Linked DNA regions of Homo sapiens: all the other regions are linked to region 1. Evidence: read pairs that join two places in POLR2A ChIA-PET (ENCODE). Cell type or tissue: Caco-2. All regions are shown on one strand.

Region 1 (5,000 bases):
GTGCCACTGCACTCCAGCCTGGGTGACAGACTGAGACCCCATCTGTAAAACAAACAAACAGAAAATCTGAAACACCTTGCATAGTATACAATAGGCATTCAATAAGTTTATCATTAATGAGGAAGTAAAAGAAGATTTTGTTGTAAAGAATGCTAATTGCTTATCCAACAACCATTCTCCCTTTCTCCCTTTTCAATTAAGAGTCAGGAGGCTGGCGCTGTGGCTCACACCTGTAATCCCAGCACTTTGGGAGGCCGAGGCGGGAGGATCCCTTGAGCCCAGGAGTTCAAGATCAGCCTAGGTAACATAGTGAAATCTCAGCTCTACAAATAATAAAAAAATTAGCTGGGTGTGGTGGTGTGTGTGTGTGGTTCCAGATACTTTCCATATACGTGGAAGGCTGAGGTGGGAGCGTCACTTGAGCCCAGGTGCTTGAGGCTGCAGTGAGCTATGCTTGCCCCACTGCACTCCAGCCTGGGTGACAGAGAGAGACCCTGTAACCTCTGGAAAAAAAAATTGAGCGAGAGAGAGAAGACAGGGTCTTGTTCTGTCACCTGGGCTGGAGTGCAGTGACACGATCACAGCTCACTGCCATCTTGAACTCCTAGGCTCAAGCGATCCTCACGCCTCAGCTGCTGAGTACCTAGGTCTACAGGTGCTCATCACCATGCCTGGCTCCTTTTCCTCCTTAATAACAGAACTCCAAATTTTAGCTGGGCATATTGATGTCTGGAACAAAAGTCTGTATTTTCCTACCTCTTTTGTGCATGGGTATGGCCAATGAGATATAAGCACAAGTGTTGTATGGTAGGGCTGCTTTACAGGAGCTGAGTCAGCTAGACAGAGCTTTTCCTTCTTTTTTTTTCTTTTTGCCCTTCTGCCTTTTATCTTTCTTTCTTTCTTTGAGACAGGGTCTCACTCTGTCACCCAGGCTGGAGTGCAGTGGCACAATCTTGGCTCACTGCAACCTCTGCCTCCCGGGTTCAAGAGATTCACCCGCCTCAACCTCCTGAGTAACTGGGAGTACAGGCGCATGCCACCACACCCGGATAATTTTTGTATTTTTAGTAGAGATGAGATTTCACCAGGTTGGCCAGGCTGGTCTCGAACTCCTGTCCTAAAGTGATCCACCTGCCTCAACCTCCCTAAGTGCTGGGATTACAGGTGTGAGCCACTGCACCCAGACTGCCTTTTATCTTTCTTCTCTCAACTTGGTTTCTCTGACTAGAGCTCCAGCTGCCAACTTAGGCAATGAGCTGACCTTGAAGACGGAAGTCAAAAATTAAGATGGTCAAGCAGAAAGATAGAGGCCTGCGGGCCTGATGACAAAGTGGACCCACTGTAGTAGCATCTCTGGACTGCCTAGCTTTAGATTTCTTTTCTATGAGAGAAAAATAAACCTGTATTTTGTTTGGGACACTTATTTTGGGGGTTTTCCCTTATATTCAGTCAAGTAAAATCTAAGCTATCCCTTTAACAACTTCCCTCTCAAAATATTGAAGCCTGGCGTAGGAAAGCACGTGAAGAGTATGAATAATGAGAGCTGTCCCACCCGAGTGTTAAGCAAGCCCCTCCTGGCTTCCCTTTCTCCAGTCCCTGAAGGCGGCACTTGAGAGGCACTCTGTTGTTACCTTGGTTGGAGTTCTAGATGGCAAGTGATAGAATCTAACTGGCTAACTAAGGCAAAGGGAAACTTATTAGAAAGACATTAGGGGCTGAGCGTGGTGACTCATGCCTGTAATCCCAGTGCTTTGGGAGGCCAAGGCGGGTGGATCACCTGAGGTCAGGAGTTCAAGACCAGCCTAGCCAACATGGCAAAACCCCATCTCTATTAAAAATACAAAAATTAGCTGGGTGGGGTTGTGCACACCTGTAATCCCAGCTACTCGGGAGGCTGAGACAGGAGAATCGCTTGAACCCAGGAGGTGGAGGTTGCAGTGAGCCAAGATCACACCACTGCACTCCAGGCTGGGTGACAGAGCTAGAGTCTGTCTCAAAAAAAAAAAAAAGGACATTAGGGTTCATTGAATTAGCAGAAGACTGCAGAAACAGCCTGGGCATGGATGGGAGTCTGAGCCACTCAGCAGTCTAGGAGCCGGAAACCCCAGTCTAGCAGCAGGAACAGCCTGGTCAGGCCTCTGCCACTGCTGCTAGGCCCTGCTGCCCCTGCTCCCCCTGCTGTCACTGCAGGTGTGAGCAGCCTCTAACCCCTGCTGTCATCCTTGTGACTGTCACTTCATATTCAATGTCTCAGGATGCACTACCTGAATTGGGGAGAGGTGACTCTTTGAAAGAAAACAAGTGTTATTATGATGGAGAAATGCAAACTGTGCAACCAGAAAATGTGAAACATTTGCCCTAACAAGCCAGGGTCAGTTGAAGGAGTCCTGACTAGCCACACTTGGTGTCTAAGGCCCAATCCTTCTCCTCACCATGATGAAAGATATCCCTTGTATCTAATCTCTTTCTCTTTCTCTCTCTCTTTCTTTTTTCTTTTCTTTTTTCTGAGACGGAGTTTCACTCTTGTTGCCCAGGCTGGAGTGCAGTGGCACCATCTCGGCTCACTGCAACCTCCGACTATCCGGTTCAAGCGATTTTCTTGCCTCAGCCTCCTGAGTAGCTGGGATTACAGGTGCGCACCACCAAACCCGACTAATTTTTTTGTTGGGGTTTCGCCATGTTGGCCAGGCTGGCCTTGAACTCCTGACCTCAGGTGATCCGCCCTCCTCGGCCTCTCAAAGTGCTGGGATTATAGGCGCGGGCCACTGCGCCTGGCCCAGAATGAATAATCTATGAGGAAAAAGGCATGTTCCTAGTGAGTTTTCTAACTTGATGCATCCCACCAAAGTTAGAAGCAGTAACTTGGCTACTGTGTGGGGAAGGCCTGTTTGAAAACAATAGCAGCACGGAAATCAGCAGAGCAGGAGATGGAGGCAGCAAGATCGAGTCCTGAGGCTGCTGTCGACACCTTGGCTTCACCTGTGGCTGAAGTCAGCTCTTCCTCTGGATTTTTCAGTTTCGTGAGCCACTGAATTCCTTGTCTTGCATTTGCTAGCATTGTTAGAGGTGTTCAAACCAGAGGGATTCCATCTTGAATAGTGGCTGGGTAAAATAAGGCTGAGACCTACTGGCCTGCATTCCCAGGAGGTTAGGTATTCTTTTTTTTTTTTTTTTTTTTTTTTTTGTGAGATGGAGTTGCAGGCTGGAGTGCAGTGGCATGATCTCTGCTCACTGCAACCTCCACCTCCCGGGTTCAAGCGATTCTTCTGCCTCAGCCTCTGGAGTAGCTGGGACTACAGGCATGCAACATGACGCCCAGCTAATTTTTGTATTTTTAGTAGAGACGGGTTTCACCATGTTGGCCAGGATCGTCTAGATCTCCTGACCTCGTGATCTGCCCACCTCAGCCTCCCAAAATGCTGGGATTACAGGTGTGAGCCACCAGGCATTCTTAATCACAGGATGAGACAGGAGGTCACAAAGATACAGGTCACAAAGACCTTGCTGATAAAACAGGATAGGTAAATAAGCTGCCCTAAACCTACCAAAACCAAGGTGGCAATGAAAGTGACCTCTGGTTGTCCTCATTGCTCATTATACACTAATTATAGTGCATTAGCATGCTAGACACTCCCACCAGCGCCATGACAGTTTACAAATGCCATGACGTCAGGAAGTTATCCTGTATGGTCTAAAAGGAGAGGAACCATCAGTTCCGGGAATTGCCCACTCCTTTCCTGGAAAATTCATGAATAATCTGCCCCTTGTTTAGCACATGCTCAAGAACTAACCGTAAGTATACTCAGTCAAGCAGCCCATGCTGCTGCTCTGCCTATGGAATAGCCATTTTTTTATTCTTTTTTTTTTTTTTTTTTTGAGACAGATTCTGTTGCCTCAGCCTCCCGAGTAGCTGGGACTACAGGTGCCAGCCACCATGCCCGGCTAATTATTGTATTTTTAGTAGAGATGGGGTTTCACCTTGTTGGTCAGGCTGGTCTTGAACTCCTAACCTCGTGATCTGCCCACCTCAGCCTCCCAAAGTGTTGGGATTACAGGCGTGAGCCACTGTGCCTAGCCTGAAGGCAAGTTTATTAAGAAAGTAGCCGGGGCCAGGTGCAGTGGCTCACGCCTGTAATCGCAGCACTTTGGGAGGCCGAGGCAGGTGGATCACCTGAGGTCAGGAGTTCAAGACCAGCCTGACCAACATGGTGAAACCTCCATCTCTACTAAAAATACAAAAAATTAGCCAGGCGAGGTTAGGCATGCCTGTAACCCCAGCTACTTGGGAGGCTGAAGCAGAATTACTTGAACTCAGGAGGCGGAGGTTGCAATGAGCAGAGATTGCACCATTGCACTCCAGCCTGGGCAACAAGAATGAAATCCCTCTCAAAAAAAAAAAAAAAGAAAGAAAAAAGGGAAAAAGAAAGTAGCAGGGCACGGTGGCTCATGCCTGTAATCCCAGCACTTTGGGAGGCTGAGGTGGGTGGATCACCTGAGGTTAGGATTTCGAGACCATCCTGGCCAACATGGTGAAACCTCGTCTCTACTAAAAATACAAAACTTAGCCGGGTGTAGTGGCGGGCGCCTGCAATCTCAGCTACTTGGGAGGCTGAGGTAGGAGAATCGTTTGAACCTGGGAGTGGAGGTTGCAGTGAGCCAAGATTGCGCCACTGCACCCCAGCCTGGGTAGCAGAGGAAGACTCCATCTCAAAAATCAATCAATAAATAAACAAACAAACTTGTTTTTGCTTTACTCTATGGACTCACCCCAAATTCTTTCTTGGGTGAGGTCCAAGAACTCTCTCGGGTCTGGATTAGGACCCTTTTCTGGTAACAGTATGTTTCTGTGGCTTGCAACCAAAAGAGTCCTAACCAATAAACCCTCTTTTTTGAGTGCTCCTCTCCCCTATATAGGCCAGAAATAGACCAGACCTATGTCTACACTCAAATGGAGAGTGGAGGACTGGAAAGCCATGGTCCTTTGCTCACAGGAAACAAAT
Region 2 (5,000 bases), 250 kb before region 1:
AGCAGCCATAATTGGTCTCCCCAGGCGCCCATGAAGATGAGCAGGCAGGCCAGGTGGGAGGGGGTGGGGGTGCAGAGCCCAAGAGGGCCAAGTGCTTCCAGTCTAGCCATTCCAGATGAGTGGTGAGCACCTCTTGCCACATACCCTGCACAAGCTGCAGGGGACACCACAGCCATGCAAGACCACTCCCACTCCATGACATTCACTCAGCTGGCTCTGCTCCTGGGTCCATCACAGATCTGTTATGTAACTCCTGTGCCCAACAGCCATCACCACCTAAGCATCAAGCCAGGGAGTTGAGGAGATGGAGGCGGGTCTCTGGAAGGCACACCGAGTATCAAGTCAGGACAGCCAACTCTATGTAGAAGCAGGGCAGGCCTTTCTCCCACTTCCACAAATCTGGCCCAACTACTGCAAACTGGGAAAAGAAGGAAAAGTCTTCTGCCCCCGGCCGAGTAGGAGATACCTCTTAGCAAACCAAAGGAAGCATTTGAGAGAAAGAACCCTTGTCAACCTCATCTCCCAGCCCAAGCCGTGCTCCCACTGACTGAGACGGCCAGGCACTCCAGTAAATCAAATCATACTTACATGCTCTGAGGTTACTGCTATTAAAATTATCTAACCTATGCATCCTGCATCTACCTTTCTTCTCAAAGCAAATATGTACTGTTTTGGAAAATCTAGATTTTCCCACATCCTATTTAAACTCCATTGACAAATCTGTGTATAGATGCACTTTCTCCTCCTGGAGATGAGGCTAGGACCCCACATGCTCTGGGAAGTGGTCACGAGACCTCTGCTCCTTGAGTAACCTGCCTGTCTCATTCCTCTGTGTGTGCTCAAGGTGGTCCCACTCCCTGCAAAGACCTCCTGCACTTCACCTGCCAACCTCCACTGTCCACTGAGCCTCAGCCCAACTACCCTTGTTCCAGAGAGCACCGGCTCCTCAGCTCACCCCCAGGCAGAGCCGACTGCTGCCTCCTGGAACCCCCATGGTTTTAACCTGAAGCTTTATTCACGTGCTTTCCAGGTCTAAGCAGCAATCCAATACACTGGCCTTCCCAGTGTGGCTGCAAGCTCTCCAAGGGCAGGTCTGTGTTGGGGGTAGCTACTCAGCAGGAAGGGCCCAGGACTCAAAACCAGAAAACCTGGGTGCTTCCTCCCCCAGGATCTTAGGCAATTCACCCCTCTGAGCCTCAGTCTCTCCATCTATAAAATAGGTGCAATAATTTCAAGGTTTCAGGGCAGTTAAAAGGATTACATAAAACCATATATTTGAAATATAACTTGCAAAGCCCCACAAATTCCAATGAGAATATTAATATAACTAGCATGTTAATATTAATTAATATCCTCACACATACCCTTCACCAACATCTATCATTGTGCCTCGCAGGCACCCAAACTGACTGCTGATGGGATCCCAGATTCACTGCTCACTCTGCATGAAACAAAAACCACAGGCGCTAGAGGTGGGGACCAGGAGGCTCTGCCAGTAGCTACAGCGGCGCCATGGGGTTAGTTATTTTCTCTCGGAGCTTTTCGGTAAATGGGGAACAGCCCTGCTGAGTGGAGTGGAGGTTCTCAGCCACTTGCCAGCAGGAGAGGCCCCATTCTGGGTGCAGGCAGTCCACAGGGGTTGGAGCAGGAGATAAATAAAGGTACCAAGCTCCACACACGTCCCTTGGAGTAGGGGGGCTGTCTGATCTGAAAATCCCTTTGAGGGTAACAGAGGCAGTAACTTCCGGAGGTCTCACTGCACCCCCTCTGTTGGGGAGGGGGACCATCTGGGACTGCCCATGACCCGCAGGTAAAGGGTCTGTGGATCCTGGCTTCCCAGAGAGGAGGCTGGAGTCTTCAGGAGATCACCAAGCATTTTAAGTTGGAAAAGAAGCAACAGGCACACGTGCTTCCACGTTTCTCCTTCAGTCTTCATGGTCATGTGACCTGCCCTATCTCCAAACCACAACCTTGGGAGCTAAAGGCGTTCAAATCAAGGACTTCACCAGAGCCTGTGAGGTGGGCAGACAGGGTACGAATAGCGCCCCTTGCCTTAGCAGGAGTGAAGCTCAAAGAGGGCAAGTGGCTTGCCCAAGGTCACAGCTGGGTTTCCTGACTCAATCCAGTGCCCTGTTCACCACTGCTGCAACGGTGCCGTCCAGCTAAAAAAAAGGCTGAAGACCTCATCTTTCCTGCAGAGAATTTGAAACAAAGCGCAAGAGCTGTTTTAGAACTTCTCTGATTCTTTTCTATCTATAGCTACCTTTCAAATGCTATGGGTAAATGTTTATAACCCGGTGTTAAGTAAACAATGAGATAACGTGTGTTCATGCCTAGAAAGAACATCTGCCCAAACCTGAACCATGATTACTTCTTGATTTGGAAATTTGGGGTAATTTTTATTCTTATCCCCAATCTTTCCTGTGCTTCAAGTTTACTATCAACAAGTACGGCCGGGTACGGTGGCTCACGCCTGTAATCCCAGCACTTTGGGAGGCCGAGGCGGGTGGATCAAGAGGTCAGAAGATCGAGACCATCCTGGCTAACACGGTGAAATCCTGCCTCTACTAAAAATACAAAAAATTAGCCGGGCGCCGTGGCAGGTGCCTGTACTCCCAGCTACTCGGGAGGCTGAGGCAGGAGAATGGCTTGAACCCGGGAAGCGGAGCTTGCAGTGAGCCGAAATCGCACCACTGCACTGTCTGCCTGGGCGACAGAGCAAAACTCTGTCTCAAAAAAAAAAAAAAAACAAGTACTACTTCTAATCTCAGAGAAGCCTATTGTTTTTCAAAGGTACAAGACTGAGATCAACGTGGCAAACTTTTCACCAAATATTCACTTAGTGGGATGTGACTTTGTAAAACATGGTTGAGCTGGAAGTGACGCAGGTTCAGCACAAAGGCTTTCTGGGTGGATCTTCCCCTGTGGTTTCCACCCCAGAGAAGGAAAAGGAGGTGTCCACCAAGCTTCCTGTCTCCCATCACAGGCCTAAGACCTCCCACACCAGCCAGCCAGACTCAAGGCTGTTTAGTGAGCACCACCGGCTCCTGGAATAACCAATCCTGTTCCAACCACCCCTAATATCTTTTTTTTTTTTTTTTTGAGATGGAGTTTCGCTGTCACCCAGGCTGGAGTGCAATGGCGTAGTCTCAGCTCACTGCAACCTCCGCCTCCCAGGTTCAGGCAATTCTCCTGCCTCAGCCTCCCAAGTAGCTGGGTTTACAGGCACATGCCACCACACCTGGCTGATTTTTGTATTTTTAGTAGAGACGGGGTTTCACCATGTTGGCCAGGCTGGTCTCCAATTCCTGAGCTCAAGTGATCTGCCCACCTCGGCCTCCCAAAGTACTGGGATTACAGGTGTGAGCCACCGCACCTAGCCATATCCGTCATTTTTCAAGAATAATTATAGCTTTATCCTGAGTGGCAGTGCCACAAACCCATCCAACCATTCATTTGTTTATTCAAAAACCACTTCACTACCTACTGTGTACATTTCGCCAGACACTGAGCCATGATTAACCTAAGACTAGAAAAGTCACCAACCAGAAGCCACGCACCATCCTTCTATGCCATACCCAAGCATAGGGCTTCAGCCACCCTAAAACAGCAGCAAATAGACACGTGAACAAATGCTACCTGGGTGTCCGCCTAATTCCAGCTGTCAGCCACCTCTGCATTTAGATTTATCCTCTCCAGTGCTGAGGACAAGCAATTTGGGAATGAGTGCCCGGTAAGAATGCTGGCGGAGGCCGGGCAGAGTGGCTCACACCTGTAATCCCAACACTTTGGGAGGCCAAGGCGGGCAGATCACAAGGTCAGGAGTTCGAGACCAGCTTGGCTAACATGGTGAAACCCCATCTCTACTAAAAATACAAAAATTAGCCAGGCATGATGGTGGGTGCCTGTAATCCCCGCTACTTGGGAGGCTGAGGCACGAGAATCACCCAGGAGGCGGAGGTTGCAGTGAGCCGAGATCCTGCCACTGCACTCCAGCCTGGGCAACAGAGGGAGACCCTGTCTCAAAAAAAAAAAAAAAAGAAAGAATTCTGGCAGACTCAGACGCACTGTTAGTACCTGCACCACATTAGTACCTGCTTTTCCACAGAGACGGAGGCCAAGGGGAGGGAATGATGAGAAAATCTACAACTTGGGTGACCCTTCAATTCTTCTCTCTGTGGCCGCCTCCCACTCTACCTCTTCCCGTTTCTGTCCTCTCTGAGGCTGAGGAGATGGCATTCAGCAAACATTTATTTCAGGTCTACTAAGTGCTGAGACTTAGTATCAAACAACTCCATAGACATGAACTCAGACCTCTGCTTTGCATGTGCTCTTCCTTCTACCTGGAGCCCACTTCTTCCTCCACCTTAATACACATCACCTCACTAGACAAGTGCCCGCCCAGGCGACAATGGCCTAAGGTTCCCTAAGAGCCCCCAGGACAATCATAATTGCTTGTGTGTCTGATTTCTCTCTCCCCAGCTGCACTCGGCTCCTGAGGGCGGCTCCCCGCAAACAGCCTGGCACACAGGCCTGCGATGCCTCCTTCTCAAATAAATGAATGGGCCTGTAAGGTCATAATAAAAGCATGTCCTGTGTGCCAGGTACCGTGCTGAGCTCCATCAGACATTGGTCAGGCCAGCCACGTGACAGCCACACTGTTATTACTCCCATCTTACAGATGAAGGAAAGTGAATCATTTGCCCCCTATTTTTAAACAGCAGGAATTAGAACCTGGTAAGCATCTTGCCCAAGGCCACAGGGCTAATAAGCGCACAGATTTAAATTGCATCTCCCAATTCTCTCTCTGGGTCACCAGAACTGCTCAGCGCATTACCTCCCTCTCTCCCTCCTCCTCCCGTGCTCCTAGTGACCATTTCTTTTTAAGACGGAGTCTTGTTCTATCACCCACCAGACTGGAGTGTAGTGGCACTATCTCAGCTCACTGTAACCTCCGCCTCCCGGATTAAAGCAATTCTCCTGCCTTAGCCTCCCAAGTA
Region 3 (5,000 bases), 110 kb after region 1:
AAAGATTAGCAGGGGAAACAGCCATGATCAGAGTAATAACCAAATAATTACATGAGTGCTCTGAAGGAAAGGGACATTGGCCTGTATAATAAGGAACATCATCCAGCCCAGAGGGGCAGAAAGCTGACCCTGAGGATGAGAGTGAAGGGGGTTAGAATCTGCCATCCCAAAATAGGCCACTTTGCATAGGAATTATTTTGAGCTGAAGGCAATTGAAAAACAGCAGATGCAGGAAATCTCTTTACAATTCCAGTTTCCATCTAAAAGCAGAGCATAAATTTTCCTTTGTGAAGGTGTCCCCACTTCCCATCTCCAGTACCAGGAAGAAGAGACAACTCATCACTGGAGATGGCACCCCTTGAATCTGCATATAGAAATCTTATTGAAAGAATCCTTATCTTCCATTAGTTTCTCCCATATATTTACCTTCCCACAATTTACCATCCCCAGAAGCCTAAACCTCTTTTCCTTTGTCTTGTCACATCTCCACAATTAATTGCTCTTTGTTAGGGTGGTATGTGAACTATCAGACCTAGCCACTTCCTTGAGGTTTTCGCTTTCTTCCAATGAAGTCCTGTGTCATGTAAAAATACTAACATCAAATAAAATTTGAATGCCTTTCTCCTGTTAAACTGTCTATCTTTTGTCAGTTTAACTTGTAGGGCTCCATACACTTTGCCTCAGAGGGTAGATAAAAGGTTTTTTTCCCTCCCTACAAGAATCTGAACTGAGATGGAAGGATGACTATATATCTCCTAGACCAGGGGTTAGCAAACTTTTTCTGCAAAAAGCCAGATGATAAATATTCGGCTTTGCAGGTCCTAAAGTCTCTATCGCAAGTACTCAACTCTGCTGTTTCAGTGTGAAGGTAGTTGTAGACAATAGTAAATGAATGGCCATGGCTGTGTGCCAATAAAGCTTTATTTTCAAAAACAGGCAGTGAAAGGTCTGATTCATAGTTTGCTAAACCCTGCCCTGGGATTTTTTTTTCCAGCTCTTCAGAAAAAAAAAAAAAAAAGCCTTTATTTGTGGCATTTGGTTAACTGCATGCTATCAATGTCTCTGGACTTGGGGGTTGGGAGGAAATGCTGACAGTGACAATGGCAATGGTGATAGGAGCTTACCTGGGACAAGAAGAACAGGAGGTACAGAGGCCACATACAGAAAGGGAGTGTGGTATACAAGGAAATAAAAGAAGTCCCCTGAGGCAGGACCCCTGAGAGCCCAGGAGGTTGGAGAAGGGGTTGAGCCAGATGAGCAAGGCTGTGCAAGTCAGTCTACTAAAGGCCAGAGGAAGCATTCTGGGGTGTGGAGGGTGTCATTTTATTGGCTAGAAGTAGGATCTTATTTATTTATTTATTTATTTATTTTTGAGACAGAGTCTTGCCCTGTTACCCAGGCTGCAGTGCAGTGGTGTGATCTCAGCTCTCTGCAACCTCTGCCTCCCGGGTTCAAGCAATTCTTGTGCCTCAGCCTCCTGAGTAGCTGGGACTACAGGTGCATGGCACCAAGCCTGGCTAATTTTTGTATTTTTAGTAGAGACGAGGTTTCACCATGTGGACCAGACTGGTCTTGGACTCCTGGTCTCAAGTGATCTGCCTGCCTTGGGCTCCCAAAGTATTGGGATTATAGGCGTGAGTCACTGTGCCTGGCCTGGAAGTAGGGTTTTTAGGGTCGGGGGATAGGATAGGGTCAGGTGGTGATGGGATGATGTACTTAGCTTTGCACTTTGAAAAGATGGCCCTAGAAGTATCTGAGAACCTGAGGGAGACCAGTTAGGTGCCTACTGCAGTAGTGATGGGAGCTCAAACTAGGGTGGTGGGAGTGGAAAAGTGAGAAACAGGTGGTTCTGGGAGGTACATCAGAAGGAACATCAATAGGGCAGAGGAGAAAGTACGTATCAGGGATGACTGCTAGGTTTCAGGTTTGCCATGAGGATTAGTGGAGAAAAAAAAATAAGTAAAAGCATCTTGCACTGCAGCCTACACTGAAAACCTGGTTCCTTCCCTCTCTCTTCTCAATCGCTGCATTTCTGTGAATGCCCCTTAGTATGCCACTTAGCCACTTACCCATGGGAGACCTGGAGGCCTCCCAGGGCTCCTCACTTAGAAGATGGAGTGGACCTGGGCAAGGGGTACAGAGATGTGCAACTAACCGGAGGCCACTGATGCTCCAGAAGAACCGAGGGTTCCTGAAGCTTATGGGACTCCAAAGGGGTCCTGGTCCGTGCCTCCCCACTTACCTGAGGGTGGTAGAATTTCCTGCTCTGGGCTGGCTTCTGGGAGAAGGCTCTCTTACCAGCAAACAAAGAAAACTCTCTCCCTATAGAAGGGGAAAAGCTGTTATTAATTCCTCTTGTCATGGGACAATGAAGATTGTAGCCCAGGAGCTTGAGACAGCCTCCTTTCTGGAGACAGTGACACCCACCAGATCTAGGGTCTCTCTGTTGACTCCACCTGCTGGGCAAGTTACCTAACCCTGGTCCTGTTAGACTGTGAACACTATCTCCCTCTAGGGTGAATGCACCAATTAAAGGAAATAATGTATGCACAGGGCCGGCGCGGTGGCTCACGCCTGTAATCCCAGCACTTTGGGAGGCCGAGGCGGGCGGATCACGAGGTCAGGAGATCGAGACCATCCTGGCTAACACGGTGAAACCCTGTCTCTACTAAAAAAAAAAATACAAAAAATCAGCCGGGCATGGTGGCGCGCGCCTGTAGTCCCAGCTACTCGGGAGGCTGAGGCAGGAGAATAGTGTGATCCTGGGAGGTGGAGCTTGCAGTGAGCCGAGATTGCGTCACTGCACTCCAGCCTGGGTGACATAATGAGACTCCGTCTCAAGAAAAAAAAGAAAAAAAAAGTATGCACAGCTCTGTGCATAGGGCAGACACTCAACCCACAGGAAAAAAAGGACTGGTTTCAGAAGAAAAACCAATTCAGAGCTCTGCAAAATTAAAATGCTTAAATGCTTAAGAAACAATCTATCAAACTCATAGCTGTTAAATTTAATATTCATTAAAATGTCATTAAACTCAAGCAATTTATGGGTTAGGTTTTTCTTCACTTTGAAAAAACTCCCTGAGTCGGCCGGGCATGGTGGCTCACGCCTATAATCCCAGCACTTTGGGAGGCCAAGGTGGGTGGATTGCTTGAGCTCAGGAGTTTGAGACCAGCCTGGGCAACATGGTGAAACCCTGTCTCACCCTGTATTTTTGTACTAAAAATACAAAAATTAGCTGGTGTGGTGGAGCATGCCTGTAATCCCAGCTACTTGGGAGGCTGAGGCTCAAGAATCGCTTGAACCTGGAAGGCAGAGGTTGCTGTGAGCCGAGATCACGCCACTGCACTCCAGCCTGGGTGACACAGAAAGACTCTGTCTCAAAAAAAAAAAAAAGAAAGAAAAGAAAAGAAAACAAGAAAAAAAAAAAAACTCCCTGAGTGTGCATGATGACTACAGGGAAATCGTATCTATGAAGGGATCAGGAAATGGAAATGCTTAGAGAGCTAACAGGTAAAAGTGTCTATGTCGGGAGGCTGAGGCAGGAGAATCGCTTGAACCTGGGAGGTGGAGGTTGCAGTGAGCTGAGATTGCGCCATTGCACTCCAGCCTGGGCGACAGAGCAAGACTCCAAAAAACCAAAAAGTGTCTGGCCCTGAATAAGTGCCAGCTTATAATTTCCAGCTAATAACCACCACCGTGCTCTGCTCTAAGGGTTTCAGGTATTCTATTACTTAGTGCCCTAAACCAGGGCTTCTCAAACTGGAACATGCTTCTAGATCACTGGAAGTCCTGATCAACTGCAGAGTCGGAGTCAGTTGATTTGGAGAGATGCTGATGCTGCAGGTCCTTGGACCAACACACCCTTCAAATCTCAGCTCAAACGCCACGTACTGACCTTCTCAAGGCTGGACTGGGTCCCCCTCCCGCTGTTGCCTTACCCCTCTGAATCCCCCCCACTGCAGTGCCCAATCCCCTGCAGGACAATTGTGTGGCCTGAGTTTCCCACTAGATCATGAAGAGGTGAGGTTGGAGGTGGAACTCTACTCCAGACCTAATTGAAGACTAGCTTCCTAAGACATGCCCACCAGGCATCAAGACAGTTTATCCATTCCCTAGCAATGACCAGACTTGGAATTTACCACCCCTTTTTCCAGAAATTTCTGAATAATCTGCCCCTTAATTTGCCTGTAATTAAAAGTGGGTTTAAATGAGCCTGCAGAACTGGCCCTGAGCTGTTCTTCTCAACACACTGCTTATGGGGTAGCCCTGCTCTGCAGAAGCAGTCAGAGAGCTGCAACAGTCAAGGTGAGCTGCTTTGTTCTACCACCAGCTCATCCTTGAATTCTTGAATTCCTTCCTGGAAAAAGCCATGAACCTTTCCAGGCAGAAGCCCCATTTCTGGGGCTCCTTGGCCCTGCAACAGAGGGACTGGGCTTGCCTCCACCACCATGTTCCCAGTGCTGAGCAGAGTGCCTGGCACCCAGAACTCATTATGGGTCTGCTGAGTGAAATAGAAAAGCTGACCTTGGACAAGTTGCTTCTCTGAGCTTTAGTTTCCTCATCCGTGAAGTGGATTTAGTGTGTACTTCAGCAGGTTGTCGTGAGGATTAAATAAAATGGGCTGGCCAGGCATGGTGGCTCACGTCTGTAATCCCAGCACTTTGGGAGGCCGAGGTGGGTAGATCATTTGAGGTCAGGAGTTCAAGACCAGCCTGGCCAACATGGCAAAACCCTGTCTCTACTAAAAATACAAAAATTAGCTGGGCGTGGTGGTGGGTGCCTGGGATCCCAGCTACTTGGGAGGATGAGGCAGGAGAATCACTTGAATCCGGGAGGTGGAGGTTGCAGTAAGCCGAGATCACACCACTGCACTCCAGCCTGGGTGACAGAGCAAGACTGTCTCAAAAAAAAAAAAAAAAAAAAAAAAAAGAGGCAGAGAGCCCAGCACAGTGCATGGCACACAGGTAGACACTCATTATCTGGCATCCACTATTCCAAT

Evidence for each region. Peaks named below come from ENCODE experiments on the same cell type or tissue, not always from the same donor. Only the 100,000 strongest peaks of a DNase experiment are listed, where the experiment ranks them.
Region 2: POLR2A ChIA-PET joins it to region 1 with 9 read pairs; 4 of 35 experiments call an interaction of 5 or more read pairs at or near these places.
Region 3: POLR2A ChIA-PET joins it to region 1 with 5 read pairs; 2 of 35 experiments call an interaction of 5 or more read pairs at or near these places.

The regions. Positions count from the first base shown.
Region 1 is chr22:38,511,089-38,516,088 of GRCh38, forward strand. It overlaps a transcript of DMC1 not described here. Among named protein-coding and RNA genes, the nearest start is that of DDX17, 7.3 kb to the left of the region's middle. RefSeq lists an enhancer at 1,655-2,463 and a cis regulatory region at 3,484-3,892. In Caco-2, no CTCF peak of the experiment used is centred here; a DNase peak (open chromatin) is centred at 2,143.
Region 2 is chr22:38,264,351-38,269,350 of GRCh38, forward strand. The region is part of intron 1 of TMEM184B (transmembrane protein 184B); the gene reads right to left. Among named protein-coding and RNA genes, the nearest start is that of TMEM184B, 6.2 kb to the right of the region's middle. RefSeq lists an enhancer at 1-36. In Caco-2, no CTCF peak of the experiment used is centred here; no DNase peak of the experiment used is centred here.
Region 3 is chr22:38,617,970-38,622,969 of GRCh38, forward strand. It overlaps FAM227A (family with sequence similarity 227 member A), which reads right to left. Exons shown (of 17, transcript NM_001013647.2): 11 at 2,243-2,322. Among named protein-coding and RNA genes, the nearest start is that of FAM227A, 36 kb to the right of the region's middle. In Caco-2, no CTCF peak of the experiment used is centred here; no DNase peak of the experiment used is centred here.